Linked DNA regions of Homo sapiens: region 1 is linked to region 2. A link is an interaction called in ENCODE POLR2A ChIA-PET data of the cell type or tissue named here. Cell type or tissue: PC-3. All regions are shown on one strand.

The links. Peaks named below come from ENCODE experiments on the same cell type or tissue, not always from the same donor. Only the 100,000 strongest peaks of a DNase experiment are listed, where the experiment ranks them.
Region 1: POLR2A ChIA-PET joins it to region 2 with 5 read pairs; 3 of 35 experiments call an interaction of 5 or more read pairs at or near these places.

The regions. Positions count from the first base shown.
Region 1 is chr11:27,346,520-27,350,519 of GRCh38, forward strand. CCDC34 (coiled-coil domain containing 34) reads right to left here. Exons shown (of 6, transcript NM_030771.2): 3 at 3,813-3,920. Among named protein-coding and RNA genes, the nearest start is that of CCDC34, 15 kb to the right of the region's middle. In PC-3, no CTCF peak of the experiment used is centred here; no DNase peak of the experiment used is centred here; H3K4me3 peaks cover 533 bases; H3K27ac peaks cover 629 bases.
Region 2 is chr11:27,269,408-27,273,407 of GRCh38, forward strand. No RefSeq gene overlaps it. Among named protein-coding and RNA genes, the nearest start is that of BBOX1-AS1, 53 kb to the left of the region's middle. In PC-3, no CTCF peak of the experiment used is centred here; no DNase peak of the experiment used is centred here.

The sequences.
Region 1 (4,000 bases), 77 kb after region 2:
AAAAGTTAAATGGGAAGAAATATTTGCAATACATATATCTGAGAAGAGACTTATAGTCTGAATATACAAATTCTCATATCTTAATAATAAGCCATACAACCCCTTCAAAAATGGGCAAATGACTTAACACAACACAAAACAAGCCAACAACACAAAACAAGCCAACAACAAAAGAGATGTAGAAATGGTCAATATATGTTATGGACTGAATTGTATTCCTGCCCCTCTCCCAAATTCCTATGTTGAATCCCTAATCCTCAATGTGACTGTATTTGGAGATTGCATCTTTAAAGAGGTAATCAAGTTTAAATGAGGTCATAAGGGTAGGACCCTAATTCAATAGGACTGGTGTCCTTACAAGAAGAGGAAGAGACACCAGGGATATATGTGAACAGAGAAAAGCCCTGTGGGGACATAAAAAGACAGCCGTGGAGAGAGGCCACAGGAGAAACCAAACCTACAGATGCCTTTATCTTGATTTCCAGTCTCCAGAACTGTGAGTAAAGATATATTTCTGTTGTTTAAACCACCCAATTTGTGGTATTTTGTTATGGAAGCTCTAGAAGACTAATATAATAAGCTTATGAAAATACGCTAAACATCATCAGATCTCAGGGAAATGAAAATTAAAACAATGGCATACCACTCCACACTCACTAGAAGGACTTAAAATGAAAAAGATTGGCCATACCAAATCTGCCAAAGATGTGGAGCAACTGGAACTTTCTTATTATAATAGTAGTGGAGATGTAAAATGGTACATGTACTTTAGACAAATGTTTGGCAATTTCTTATAAAGTTAAACACATACTTACCATATAGCCCAGTAATTTAGTTCCTAGGCATTCACACAAGAGAAATGAAAACAAGTGTCCACAAAAAGACTTGTACATGAGTGGTCACAGAATTTTATTCATAATATCCCAAACTGAAAACAACTCAATTGTCCATCAACTAGTGAACAGATAAACAATTTCTATGAAATTGAATGAAACAGATAAACATATTCTATGAAATGTATTTCATAGAATACTATAGTCAGCAATAAAAAGGAATAATACATGAAATATCAGGATAAGTTTTAAAACAAAAGACCAACACAAAAGACTATATATTCTATCATTCCATTTATATGAAATTATAGAAAAGGCAACTCTAATCTACAAGTACAGAAAGCAGATTAATGGTTTCCTTGGAGCTGAGGCTGGCTGGGGGCAGGGAGTGGGGGTGAATGCAAAGGGGCAAAAGGAAACTCTCTGGGGTGATGGAAATGTTCTGTATCTTTAATGGTGATGGTTACATGGGTACCTAAATTTGCCAAAGTCATCAAACTTAAAATAGTTGTATTTTATTGTATGCAAACTACAGCTCAATAGAATTAATTCTGAAAAAAAATCAGACAGACTTCTGTAGGATTTAAACTAAAGAAGTGTGAACAGAATGCCTTTAGTTAGCAAAAGGAAGACACAACAGGCACTCAGAGCAGTCACTACTACCGAGAGAGGAACCAGCCACTAAGTGGCTTCAGATTTTCTGGCACGCTAGTTCTACACCACACAGAGCACAACAATAAATCTTCCTTTTTTAAAGACGCTGCACCGAGAGAACCTTTGTTTCATACAACTAAAGGAAACTAACATAACAATTGGCTACTTAAAGTTTCTGGATTTCTGTTTTGCTTTCTCCAATAGTGCCTCGCACACAGTAAAAGCTGAGTAAATATTTGTTGAAAGCATGAATAATGCAATGATAACAGTGTTATCCATCATATACCTTGTTGATCTGAATTAATGTCTTACATTAGAAAATCAGTTGTGTTTTGAGAACGAAAAACGATTTTATTTTTAAATAATTTTTAAAAACATTAAAAGTAAAGGACCTTTTACAAAATATGTGATAACACTGTAATAAACACATCCAGAAAATAAATTACCACGGCAACACAAATGTTAGGAGTACCAGATGAGATAGAACATTTATTTTAAAAGCACTTAAGAATTTACAGTCATATTATAAGAAACTAGCTTTGCTAATGAATGCATAAATTCTTTGTGTCTGATTTTTTGATAAAACACAGTGAATATGACTTAGAGAAAATAGCAGCCACAGATACAGCTAAAATGTGAATGAAGCTGGAGGCAGCTGAGGACCACACACCATGAAATGTAAACAGAGGAGAAAAAAGCTAGATGCCAGACAGGAAGAGAAGAACCAGGAGAGCAGTCTTTACAAATAGAGGTAAATGTAACTATGTCTGAAAGAAGAAATCTGATAGGTCTTAAAGAAAAAAAAAAAAAAAAAAGAATAATCAATTATTCCTTAACATGAACAAGAGTTCTGCAGAACAGGTAAATATAACGTCTCAGTTTTATTTTTAAATAATTCTCAACATTACGGAATTTTGCCTTCAATAACTAGTGATTTATGTCAGGGCAAGCCACTTCCCTCCAAAAGAAATAATTTTTTTTTTCTTCAAATAATTGGATTAGGTCTACTGCCACTAATTAAAACAGTGAATATATTGTCTCCCAGAAGTATCTTACATTCCTAGACAAACAACAACTAGGTTTGATTGGCATGGTAAAATTAGCTTAATGGAGTTAGAAGATAAGAAGGACTTTTAGAGGAAAGAGCAAACTATTCTGCATGTGTAAAATAATTTTGTTTTATAGTTACAAATTTCAAAAAGATATTACCCAAAGTTTTATAACAGTCACAGAGATTTATTTTGATTTTTGAATTTATTCACAAAGATCTCTTTCATGTTATATCATGGGATGAAGTAAACTTTTTTAAAAAAACAAAGTAATTGACTTCTAAACAAATATGGTTATAACACACATACATCTAACCAATTTCCTTCTTATAATACTTGGATGAAGAAGGTTATATCATCTTCAATTTACTGAAATTATTTACTTAGTACTCTTATTAATACCATTAGGCATTAGATTCAACAATAAAGATAAAAAGTTAGAATTAAAATTTAAAATATTGTCCTACAATTTAAACATTTTTCCACATTTGTAAAACTGGATTATAATAATAAAAGCAGTACCACTCTAAATATGTAAAAATCACAACAGAAGACAAATTGACCACAGAATAAGTATTTTTAAAATTTCGAATGTGTGTGATCCATAGAAGAATATATTAAAATTAAAAGGAAAAAATGCAGCCATTCAATGAACATCTTCACTCAATTAAACTATTTTTGGACATATATCATGCGCAGGTATTCATCTAGCTCCTGGAAAACTGAACAAAAGAGGCAAAAATCCCTGCCCTTATGTAGCTTACAATCCAGTATAAGAAGTAAACAACAAGTTGAAAGATATAATGGAAAGAGATCACAAACAGGGGAGTAGTAATTGTAAAGAAAAGGAGGAGATGATTAGGAACAACAGAAGAATTCTAATTAAGCCTTGATGACCGAGAAGACAGCTGAATGAAACAGAGAAATGGGAGGATGGATTTACGAAGGAGAAATGGGCAAAATGGGTTGTTTTAGATTTGCAGACTTGGAGGCACTTGCCATAAGGATCCAAAAGGTCAGGCCTAGAAATACAGACTTGGTGACTGCCTGCAGGCAAATATTAGTGCAAGCCACAGGAGGGAAAAAGGAGAAAAGTAGAGGGCAAAGGGCAGAAGATAGAGACTTGATAAATGTCCACCAGGATAGAAAAACAAAACAAGCCAAAGAAGAAAGACTCTAAGAGAAGTATTTTTTAAAACCTAGGTAATGAAGTATAATAGGAAGAAATATTTTGCAAAAGAGATGTCAATGTGTGTATCCATTTTCCCCTCCTTACTTGCTCATTCTTTTTCTGAACCCATTCCTTGTGCTTTTCTTCAGCAATTATCTTTCTTTTTTCACGTTCTTCCATTTCTTTTCTTTTTTCTAGTTGTTGATTTAATTCCTGTGGATTTTATTTAGACAAAAGGCAACATTTAATAGAAGTACCCAAATAACATACATTTTAAAAGTCTGAGGTTATTA
Region 2 (4,000 bases):
TTTCTAATTCTGTAAGAAAGTCATTTGTAGCTTGATGGGGATAGCATTGAATATATAAATTACTTTGGGCAGTATAGTCATTTTCACGATATAGATTCTTCCTATCCATGAGCATGGAATGTTTTTCCATTTGTTTGTGTCTTCTCTTATTTCCTTGAGCAGTGGTTTGTAGTTCTCCTTGAAGAAGCCCTTCACATCCCTTGTAAGTTGTATTCCTAGGTATTTTATTCTCTTTGTACCAATTCTGAAAGGGATTTCACTCATGATTTGGCTCTCTGTTTGCCTGTTATTGGTGTATAGGAATGCTTGTGATTTTTGCACACTGATTTTGTATCCTGAGACTTTGCTGAAGTTGCTTATCAGCTTAAGGAGATTTTGGGCTGAGATGGGATTTTCTAAATATACAATCATGTCATCTGCAAACAGAGACAATTTGACTTCCTCTCTTCCTATTTGAATACGCTTTATTTCTTTCTCTTGCCTGATTGCCCTGGCCAGAACTTCCAATACTATGTTGAATAGGAGTGGTGAGAGAAGGCATCCTTGTCTTGTGCTGGTTTTTAGAGGGAATGCTTCCAGGTTTTGCCCATTCAATATGATATTGGCTGTGGGTTTGTCATAAATAGCTCTTATTATTTTGAGATACATTCCATCAATACCTAGTTTATTGAGAGTTTTTAGCATGAAGCGGTGTTGAATTTTATTGGAGGCCTTTCTGCATCTATTGAGATAATCATGTGGTTTTTGTCGTTGTTTCTGTTTATGTGATGGATTACATTGATTGATTTGCATATGTTGAGCCAGCCTTGCATCCCGGCATGAAGCCGACTTGATCATGGTGGATAAGCTTTTCGATGTGCTGCTGGATTCGGTTTGCCAGTATTTTATTGAGAATTTTCACATCAATGTTCATCAGGAGTATTGGCCTGAAATTTTCTTTTATTGTTGTGTCTCTGCCAGGTTTTGGTATCAGGATGATGCTGGCCTCATAAAATGAGTTAGGGAGGATTCCCTTTTTTTCTATTATTTGGAATAGTTTCAGAAGGAATAGTACCAGCTCCTCTTTGTACTTCTGGTAGAATTTGGCTGTGAATCTGTCTGGTCCTGGGCTTTTTTTGGTTGGTAAGCTATTAATTACTCATTCAATTTCAGAACTTGTAATTGGTCTATTCAGCGATTTGATTTCTTCCTGGTTTAGTCTTGGGAGTCTTTGTATAAGGTGGGAGTGTGTAAGTGTCCAGGAATTTATCCATTTCTTCTAGATTTTCTAGTTTACTTGCATAGAAGTGTTTATAGTATTCTCTGATGGTAGTTTGTATTTCTGTGGGGTCAGTGGTGATATCCGTTTTTATCATTTTTTATTGTGTCTATTTGATTCTTCTCTCTTTTCTTCTTTATTAGTCTGGCTAGCAGTCTATCTATTTTGCTAAGCTTTTCAAAAAAACCAGCTCCTGGATTCATTGATTTTTGAAGGGTTTTTCGTGTCTCTATCTCCTTCAGTTCTGTTCTGATCTTAGTTATTTCTTACCTTCTGCTGGCTTTTGAATTTGTTTGCTCTTGCCTTTCTAGTTCTTTTAATTGTGATGTTAGGGTGTCGATTTTAGATCTTTCTTGCTTTCTCCTGTGGGCATTTAGTGCTGTAAATGTCCCTCTAAACACTGCTTTAGCTGTGTCCCAGAGATTCTGGTATGTTGTGTCTTTGTTCTCATTGGTTTCAAATAACTAATTTATTTCTGCCTTCATTTCGTTATTTACCCAGTAGTCACTCAGGAGCAAGTTGTTTAGTTCCCATGTAGTTGTCAGGTTTTAAGTGAGTTTCTTAATCCTGAGTTCTAATTTGATTGCACTTTGGTCTGAGAGACTGTTTGTTAGGATTTCTCTTCTTTTGCATTTGCTGAGGAGTGTTTTACTTCCAATTATGTGGTCAATTTTAGAATAAGTGTGACGTGGTGCTGAGAAGAATGTATATTCTGTTGATTTTGGGTGGAGAGTTCTGTAGATATCTATTAGGTTTACTTGGTCCAGAGCTGAGTTCAAGTCCTGAACATCCTTGTTAGTTTTCTGTCTTGTTTATCTGTCTAATATTAACAGTGGGGTGTTAAAGTCTCCCACTATTATTGTGTGGGAGTCTAAGTCTCTTTGTAAGTCTCTAAGAACTTGCTTCATCAATCTGGGTGCTTCTGTGTTGGGTGCATATATATTTAGGATAATTAGCTCTTCTTGTTGCATTGATCCCTTTACCATTATGTAATGCCCTTCTTTGTCTTTTTTGATCTTTGTTGGCTTAAATCTGTTTTATCAGAGACTAGGATTGCAACCCCTGCTTTTTTTTGCTTTCCATTCACTTGGTGTATATTCCTCCATCCCTTTATTTGAGCCTATGTGTGTCTTTACACGTGAGATGGGTCTCCTGAATACAGCACACTGATGGGTCTTGACTCTTTATTCAGTTTGCCAGTCTGTGTCTTTTAATTGGGACATTTAGCCCATTTACATTTAAGGTTAATATTGCTATGTGTGAATTTGATCCTGTCACTATAATGCTAGCTGGTTATTTTGCTCGTTAGTTGATGCAGTTTCTTCATAGCATCAACGGTCTTTACAATTTGGTATGTTTTTGCAGTGGCTGGTACCGGTTCTTCCTTTCCATATTTAATGCTTCCTTCAGGAGCTCTTGTAAGGTAGGCCTGGTGGTGACAAAATCTCTCAGCATTTGTTTGTCCGTAAAGGATTTTATTTCTCCTTTGCTTATGAAGCTTAGTTTGTCTGGATATAAAATTCTGGGTTGAAAATTCTTTAAGAATGTTGAATATTGGCCTTCACTCTCTTCTGGCTTGCAGGGTTTCTGCAGAGAGATCTACTATTAGTCTGATGGGCTTCCCTTTGTTAGTAACCCAACCTTTCTCTCTGGCTGCCCGTAACAGTTTTTCCTTCATTTTAACCTTGGTGAATCTGACAATTATGTGTCTTGGGGTTGCTGTTCTCGAGGAGTATCTTTGTGGTGTTCTCTGTATTTCCTGAATTTGAATGTTGGCCTATCTTGCTAAGTTGGGGTAATTCTCCTGGATAATATCCTGAAGAGTGTTTTCCAACTTGGTTTCATTCTCCCCGTCACTTTCAAGTACACCAATCAAACATAGGTTTGGTCTGTTCACATAGTCCCATATTTCTTGGAGGCTTTGTTCATTCCTTTTCATTCTTTTTTCTCTAATCTTGTCTTCATGCTTTATTTCATTAAGTTGAATTTCAATCTCTGATATCCTTTCTTCTGCTTGATTGATTCAGCTGTTGATACTTGTGTATGCTTCATGAAGTTCTAGTGCTGTGTTTTTCAGCTTCATCAGGTCATTTATGTTCTTCTCTAAACCTGTTATTCTAGTTAGCAATTCGTCTAACCTTTTTTCAAGGTTCTTAGTTTCCTTGCATTGGGTTAGAACATGCTTCTTTAGCTCAGAGGAGTTTGTTATTACCCACCTTCTGAAGCCTACTTCTGTCAATTCATCAAACTCATTCTCTGTCCAGTTTTGTTCCCTTGCTGGTGAGGAGTTGTGATCCTTTGGAGGAAAAGAGGCATTCTGGTTTTTTGAATTTTCAAACTTTTTGCACTGGTGTTTTCTCATCTTCATGGATTTATCTACCTTTGATCTTTGATGCTGGTGACCTTCAGATGGGGTTTTTATATGAACATCCTTTTTGTTGATATTGATGCTATTCCTTTCTGTTTGTTGGTTTTCCTTCTAATAGTCATGACCCTTTGCTGCAGGTCTGCTGGAGTTTGCTGGAGGTCCACTCCAGACCCTGTTTTCCTGGGTATCACTGGCAGAGGCTGCAGAATAGCAAAGATTGCTGCCTATTCCTTCCTCTGGAAGCTTCGTCCCAGAGGGGCAACCACCAGATGCCAGCCAGAGCTCTTCTGTATGAGGTGTCTGTCAACCCCTGTTGGGAGGTGTCTCCCAGTCAGGAGGCACGGGGGTCAGGGACCCACCTGAGGAGGTACACT